Regions from separate parts of the Homo sapiens genome. Here region 2 is linked to region 1. Evidence: chromatin loops called from intact Hi-C (ENCODE). Cell type or tissue: ascending aorta. All regions are shown on one strand. Links, peaks and the distances in the headings refer to the core of each region. The heading gives the core; the rest is flanking DNA.

Region 1 (2,913 bases), core at 317-2,816:
AGCCTGGGCAACATAGCAAGATCCCATTTCTACAAAAAATTTTTAAAATGAGCTGGGCATGGTGGCGTGCACCTGTCATCTCAGATACTTGGGAGGCTGAGGTGGGAGAATCGCCTAAGGTTAGGATTCCAAGGCTGCAGTGAGCTATGATTGCGCCACTGCACTCCGGCCCAGGCAACAGAATGGAACCCTGTCTCTACCAAAAAAAAAAAAAAAAGCTTCTGAGAAAATAACAAATACAAAAGCCCAGAGATGGACAAGAGAGCACTGAGCTGAAGGGCCACAGATACCATTTCTTTAACAGTCAACCCTGAGGACTTGAGGGGTAAGAATTATTAATTTCCATTTTACAGATATGGACACCGAAGTTCTAAGAAGCTCAGCAATGTGCCAAGTGCTAGTGTTACACAGGAAATAAGTAGCAGAGACAGGCTTTAAATCTAGCTCTGATGCCAAAGGCTATGTTCCTTCCACCATGCTTGATTCTGCCCCTTCCAGAATCAGGGACCCTTTAGGTTCTGGGTGCCCAAAGTTTTTGACCCACAGTAACTCTAGTATCTGGTAATAGCTGGGATCAAAAGGTGCCCCAGAGGCTGGTCAAGGTGGCTCACACCTGTAATTTTAGCACTTTGGGAAACTGAGACGGGAGGATCACTCAAAGGCCAGGAGGAGTTCAAGACCAGCCTGGGCAACATAGTGAGACCCTGTGTCTGAATTTTTCTTTTTTTTTTTGAGACAGAGTCTCACTCTGTTGCCCAGGCTGGAGTGCAGTGGTGCGATCTTGGCTCACTGCAATCTCTGCTTCCCAAGTTTAAGCAATTCTCCTGCCTCAGCTTCCCAAGTAGCTGGGACTACAGACGCATGCCACCATGCCCGGCTAATTTTTGTATTTTTAGTAGAGACAGGTTTCACCATGTTGGCCAGGCTGGTCTTACGAACTCCTAACCTCAGATGAGCCTCCCCCCTTGACCTCTCAAAGTTTTGGGATTATAGGCATGAGCCACCGTGCCCAGCCTATGTCTGAATATTAAATAAATAAGTAAGTGGTGCTCCAGGGGGTTCCCTCACACTCTTCTCTTTCTCTTGCTGCACCCCTGAACCCTAATGACCTATGGATCTTCGTGGTAGAGGTGCCATATTGGCTGTGCTCAGTAACTAGGCTCAAAGTGCTGACCGCTGTGCCTGTCTGGCTGTCTTAGCCAGTGAGATGCTGTCCTTAGGCAATAGCCTACCTATATGTTTCAGCCGATCCCTGACCCCACACCTCTAGACATTCTCCACTAGCCAGCATGTTGAACATCTTTTCTCTTGCTTCTTTATAGCAAACCACTTGTTCCCTGCCACCCCATGTTCCGCCATGGCTACCACGTGGGCTGACGCCTTCACAGACATGTTTCTCTCGCTCTTTGGAATTGTCTGTCACTGACCCAATGCAATAAGGCTGCCCAATGTGCTCTGGTCATCCCAGGCTGAATTAATCAAAGTATAAGGCCCAGAACCAGGGAGGTGGACTTGGGTCAGCCCTAGCCCGGGAAGAACATTCAGTTCTGGGAGGAAGGGTGCCAAAAGGCAGTTAAGTTCAGAGGCAATTATCCAGAGAGCACGAGGCTCAAAGCCAAAATGTATGAGTAACATTGAAAGAATTGAGGTTGTGTGGACTGAAGCAGAGATGACTCAGGCGGAGACTATTCCCAAATGAGGCTGCAGGGGACTGCAGGGGGAGCTTCAGGAGCTGGGGCTCACTGCCACTAAGAATTCACTCCTCTGCTGGCATCTGGCTCTTCAATGCTCCCAAGCCTCTCTGAGTCTGAGTTCCCTCTCCCACCCACCTTACTAACTTTTTTTTCTTTTTTTTTTTTTTTGAGACGGAGTCTCGCTCTGTCGCCCAGGCTGGAGTGCAATGGCCATGATCTCAGCTCACTGCAACCTCCATCTTCTGGGTTCAAGCAATTCTCCTGCCTCAGCCTCCCGAGTAGCTGGGACTACAGGCGCATGCCACCATGCCTGGCTAATTTTTGTATTTTTAATAGAGATGGGGTTTCACCATGTTGGTCAGGCTAGTCTGAACTCCTGACCTCAGGCGATCTGCCCGTCTCAGCCTCCCAAAGTGCTCGGATTACAGGCGTGAGCCACAGTGCCCAGCCACTTACTAACTTGTCTAACCTCCTGGCTTCCGAAACCCATGGCCCTGCTATCCCTTCTGTCATTTTCACAAATGATTCTGCCTCTTTCCTCAGGAAATTGAGGCCAATAAGAAAAACATTCTCTGCACCATCAACTAATTGGTATCTGAACCCATCCTTTCCTCCTTCCTTCTGGTCTTATGGAAGAGAGACTGGACTCCTTCCAAGGTTAATTCTTCCACATGGACTTTGGAGTCCATCCATCAACTTTGTTCCTATTTCTTCCACATCTCACACTCCTATAAAGAAGCCTAAGTCTTTCCTGTACTGAAAAAAAACAAAAACAAAAAAAACACGCCTCTCAATAACCCCACTGATTGCCTCCTCTTCTATATGCAGGGACCATGTGTCTTCTCTTTCACATTTCACATGTAAACTCTATTTTCTTTTCTTTTCTTTTTTCTTTTTTTTTTTTTTTTTTGAGGCAGTGTCCACATTTCGCGTGTAAACTCTTTTTTCTTTTCTTTTTTCTTTTTTCTTTTTTTTTTTTTGAGGCAGGGTTTCGCTCTGTCACCCAGGCTGGAGTGCAATGGCACAATCTTTCCTCACTGCAGCCTCTGCCTCTGGAGCTCAAGTGATCTTCCCAGCTCAGCCTCCCGAGTAGCTGGGACTTCAGGCACATGCCACCATGCCCAGCTAATTTTTGTATTTTTTGTAGAGATGAGATCTTGCCATGTTGCCTAAGCTTGTCTTGAACTCCTGGGCTAAAACAAGCCACCCACCTCAGCCT
Region 2 (2,913 bases), core at 109-2,608, 76 kb after region 1:
TATTTGTAATTATTCACTGTAATTCTTCCTGAACTACAATTTGTATTACTTTAGAAAAATGGAAGTCACATGGAAAAAAAAAAAGAGGCTAAGATCATATATTATATTAAAAAAGTATAAATGACATAGACTAAATTTACCAGATGTTCAGAGAAGAAAGAAAATGGGGAGATCAGTTTGTTAGGTGAAGGGAGGCTAGAGCTGAGAGTGTGGAAGAGGAAGTTGGTGGCTATTGTAAACTCAGGTGACCAAGGCTTTAATGACATTGTCATATATATTGTAGGCATTTGATAAAGATTTCTTTTGGACACAGTAATAACTTCACTTCTGTTTACTGAGTGGTTACAACACACTGGGCACTTGACCAAGACTGTTGCTACTTTATGGAGGAGAAAGACACAGAGGTAACTCAGATGGTGAATAGTGGGCTGTTTTAATTCCAGGGTGGGAGCTCTTAACCCTTGAATGGAGATTTTTCTCTGAGTGCCCTCACCAGTAACATGGGGGTGTTTCACTTCACTTATCTGACAGTGGTATCTGTGAGGATACATTACAGCATTTCATAGAAACATTCAACTGCTACCAAAGTATAAGGTGGTATTGTGTCAGTCATTAACGAATAGCCACTGTTTATATAGCCTTATGTTCTGTGTTTTATAAACATGAAGACATTTAACCTTAGGATAGCTCTGCAAGGTGTAGGTACTATCTCCATTTTACCGAGAAAACAGCAGGCTCAGTTAGGTTTATACAACTTGCCCAAAGACAGAAAGCTTGTAAAGGCAGGGCTGGGGTTGAAACCTGGCACCAAAAGCTCATACACCATGCATCTCTGTACTTCTCCAACTGGGTTTACTTACACTAGCTTAAGGCATTTCCATCCGTTTTATTTCTTTCTTTCCACTCTTTTATGAGTCAAAAATTTCCCTATTTGCAGTTTCCGATTTATTTTTCAGATTTAAGATAGAGCATCCAGATTATTTATCTCATTTTGATTCATCTCATAGATAACGTTATCTTTGTCTTTAGTTCCATGTTCTGAGTTTGTCTTATATGATTCAGATATTACATTTTTAGCAAATACAGACATTGTTAACTTAGCCTTTTTGTAAGAAAACCAGCAGGTTGTTTTCTAACCTTGTGTTGTTCTTGTGTTGTCTTCCAAAGATGAAAAATAGAGACCAAACACATTAACAATGAGGCAGAATAAGAACAGTTGCCAAGGAATAGAGGATTCCCTTAGGACTACTGAAAATTGGTTGGCCACATTTGTTCTTTGAGTCATTGCGAGTTCCCTGGTTTTGTAATGATCCGATGATGATGTCTTTGACCAGAGAGTAATGTGGTAAAAGAGATAGTGAACATGAGTTGTTGTCTTGGCCGAAGGTCCCTGGGCCCTTATTGGGTAGGTAGGTAGCAGAAGTGAAATATGACTCTTGGCAGTGACATCTCCTAACAAAATTTGAGCCTGTAAATGAGGATATCCCTGCTCACAGAAAGCTTCTGTTTTTTTAGGATTATTTTTCTTAGTGCCTTTGAATTTAGATGGCTTACTTTGGAGGTACACTTTACTGGCTAATCTTTTCCACCCCTTTTCTTTTGTTGGGATTAGTGCCAGAACAGATAAAGCCCAGTGTAAGCCAGCCTCAGCCTGCCAACTCTAATAACGGCACTTCCACAGCAACCAGCACTAATAATAATGCCAAGCGAGCTACAGCCAACAATCAGCAGCCACAGCAGCAGCAGCAACAGCAGCAGCCGCAGCAGCAGCAGCCACAGCAGCAGCCACAGCCGCAGCCGCAGCAGCAGCAGCCACAGCAGCAGCCACAGGCCTTGCCTCGGTATCCTCGTGAAGTACCTCCACGATTTCGCCACCAGGAACACAAACAGCTTCTAAAGAGGGGTCAGCATTTTCCTGTTATAGCAGCAAACCTTGGATCTGCTGTTAAGGTGTTAAACAGCCAGTCAGAAAGCAGTGCTTTAACAAATCAACAGCCACAAAATAACGGAGAGGTGCAGAACAGCAAAAACCAGTCAGGTGAGAGAAGGCATTTCTTACGAGACTCACACCTTATCATCATTAGCTGTATAGCAAGTTGATAAATTCGTAGCTTTTTGGTGATGTATTTGTATTCATCAGTATGTGGGCTTTAATGTAAGAGTTCTTTATAGGGAGTTATGAATGGGGAATCTTAGAATATTTCCTGTAAGTTACCTACTTTAAAATGATTATTTTAATTACTGATTCTCCCTTCAGGTTCTGCCCATTTTAATAAGGAGCTTATAGCTAAAGTTGACTATAAGACTGTAGCTAAAATTGAGCACCCTTCCCCCCAGGCCATGTGCTGAGCAGTTATACATATTATTGCATTTAATCTTCAACAACGTTGTGAGACTGAGTTCTTACCTCCACTTTCAGTAGAGGCAGCTGACATACCAAGATGTTAAATAACTTGCCCAGGCTCATTCAGTTACCACATGCCATAAAAAGACTGGCACTCATAGAAATTATATTCAAACAGAGGAAATGCATTCAGTTATTTGTCTCAGAGTGGCTTCTCTGAGCTTGGTAGTGATGGTGAGGCAGAAAATAAATCTGGTATGTGATTACAGGTTTTCTCAAAACCCAGTTTGTTTCAACATGTTCTGGAAAGTTTTGATGGTCTGTTAGTCTGTCCATCCATTCATTTATCCAACTATTTGAAAGCTTTACCACAAGCCAGGTAGAGAATTAGGTGCTAGGGTTGAGGGGGAATGAAGGTGCCCATACAAGAACACACTTCTAGAGGCAGTATAGCATACTGATAAAGAAGGAAGTCTCTAGAATCAGATAGACTAGGGCCTTACATCCCGGTGCCCCCATATCCCAGTGTGTGTGACCTTGGGCAGGTTACTTAATTGCTCTATGTGCCT

The links. A loop is a pair of places that touch in the nucleus more often than their neighbours do. Peaks named below come from ENCODE experiments on the same cell type or tissue, not always from the same donor. Only the 100,000 strongest peaks of a DNase experiment are listed, where the experiment ranks them.
Region 2: it touches region 1 in a loop (2.3-fold over the local background); 4 of 110 quality-filtered maps call a loop at or near these places.

What each region holds. Positions count from the first base shown.
Region 1 is chr16:24,699,522-24,702,434 of GRCh38, forward strand. It overlaps a transcript of TNRC6A not described here. Among named protein-coding and RNA genes, the nearest start is that of TNRC6A, 29 kb to the right of the region's middle. In ascending aorta, for the core only: a CTCF peak has its summit at 1,739; DNase peaks (open chromatin) are centred at 1,650 and 2,086; H3K27ac peaks cover 2,333 bases.
Region 2 is chr16:24,775,321-24,778,233 of GRCh38, forward strand. TNRC6A (trinucleotide repeat containing adaptor 6A) reads left to right here. Exons shown (of 25, transcript NM_014494.4): 5 at 1,613-2,038. Among named protein-coding and RNA genes, the nearest start is that of TNRC6A, 47 kb to the left of the region's middle. In ascending aorta, for the core only: no CTCF peak of the experiment used is centred there; DNase peaks (open chromatin) are centred at 1,361 and 1,739; H3K4me3 peaks cover 562 bases; H3K27ac peaks cover 2,480 bases.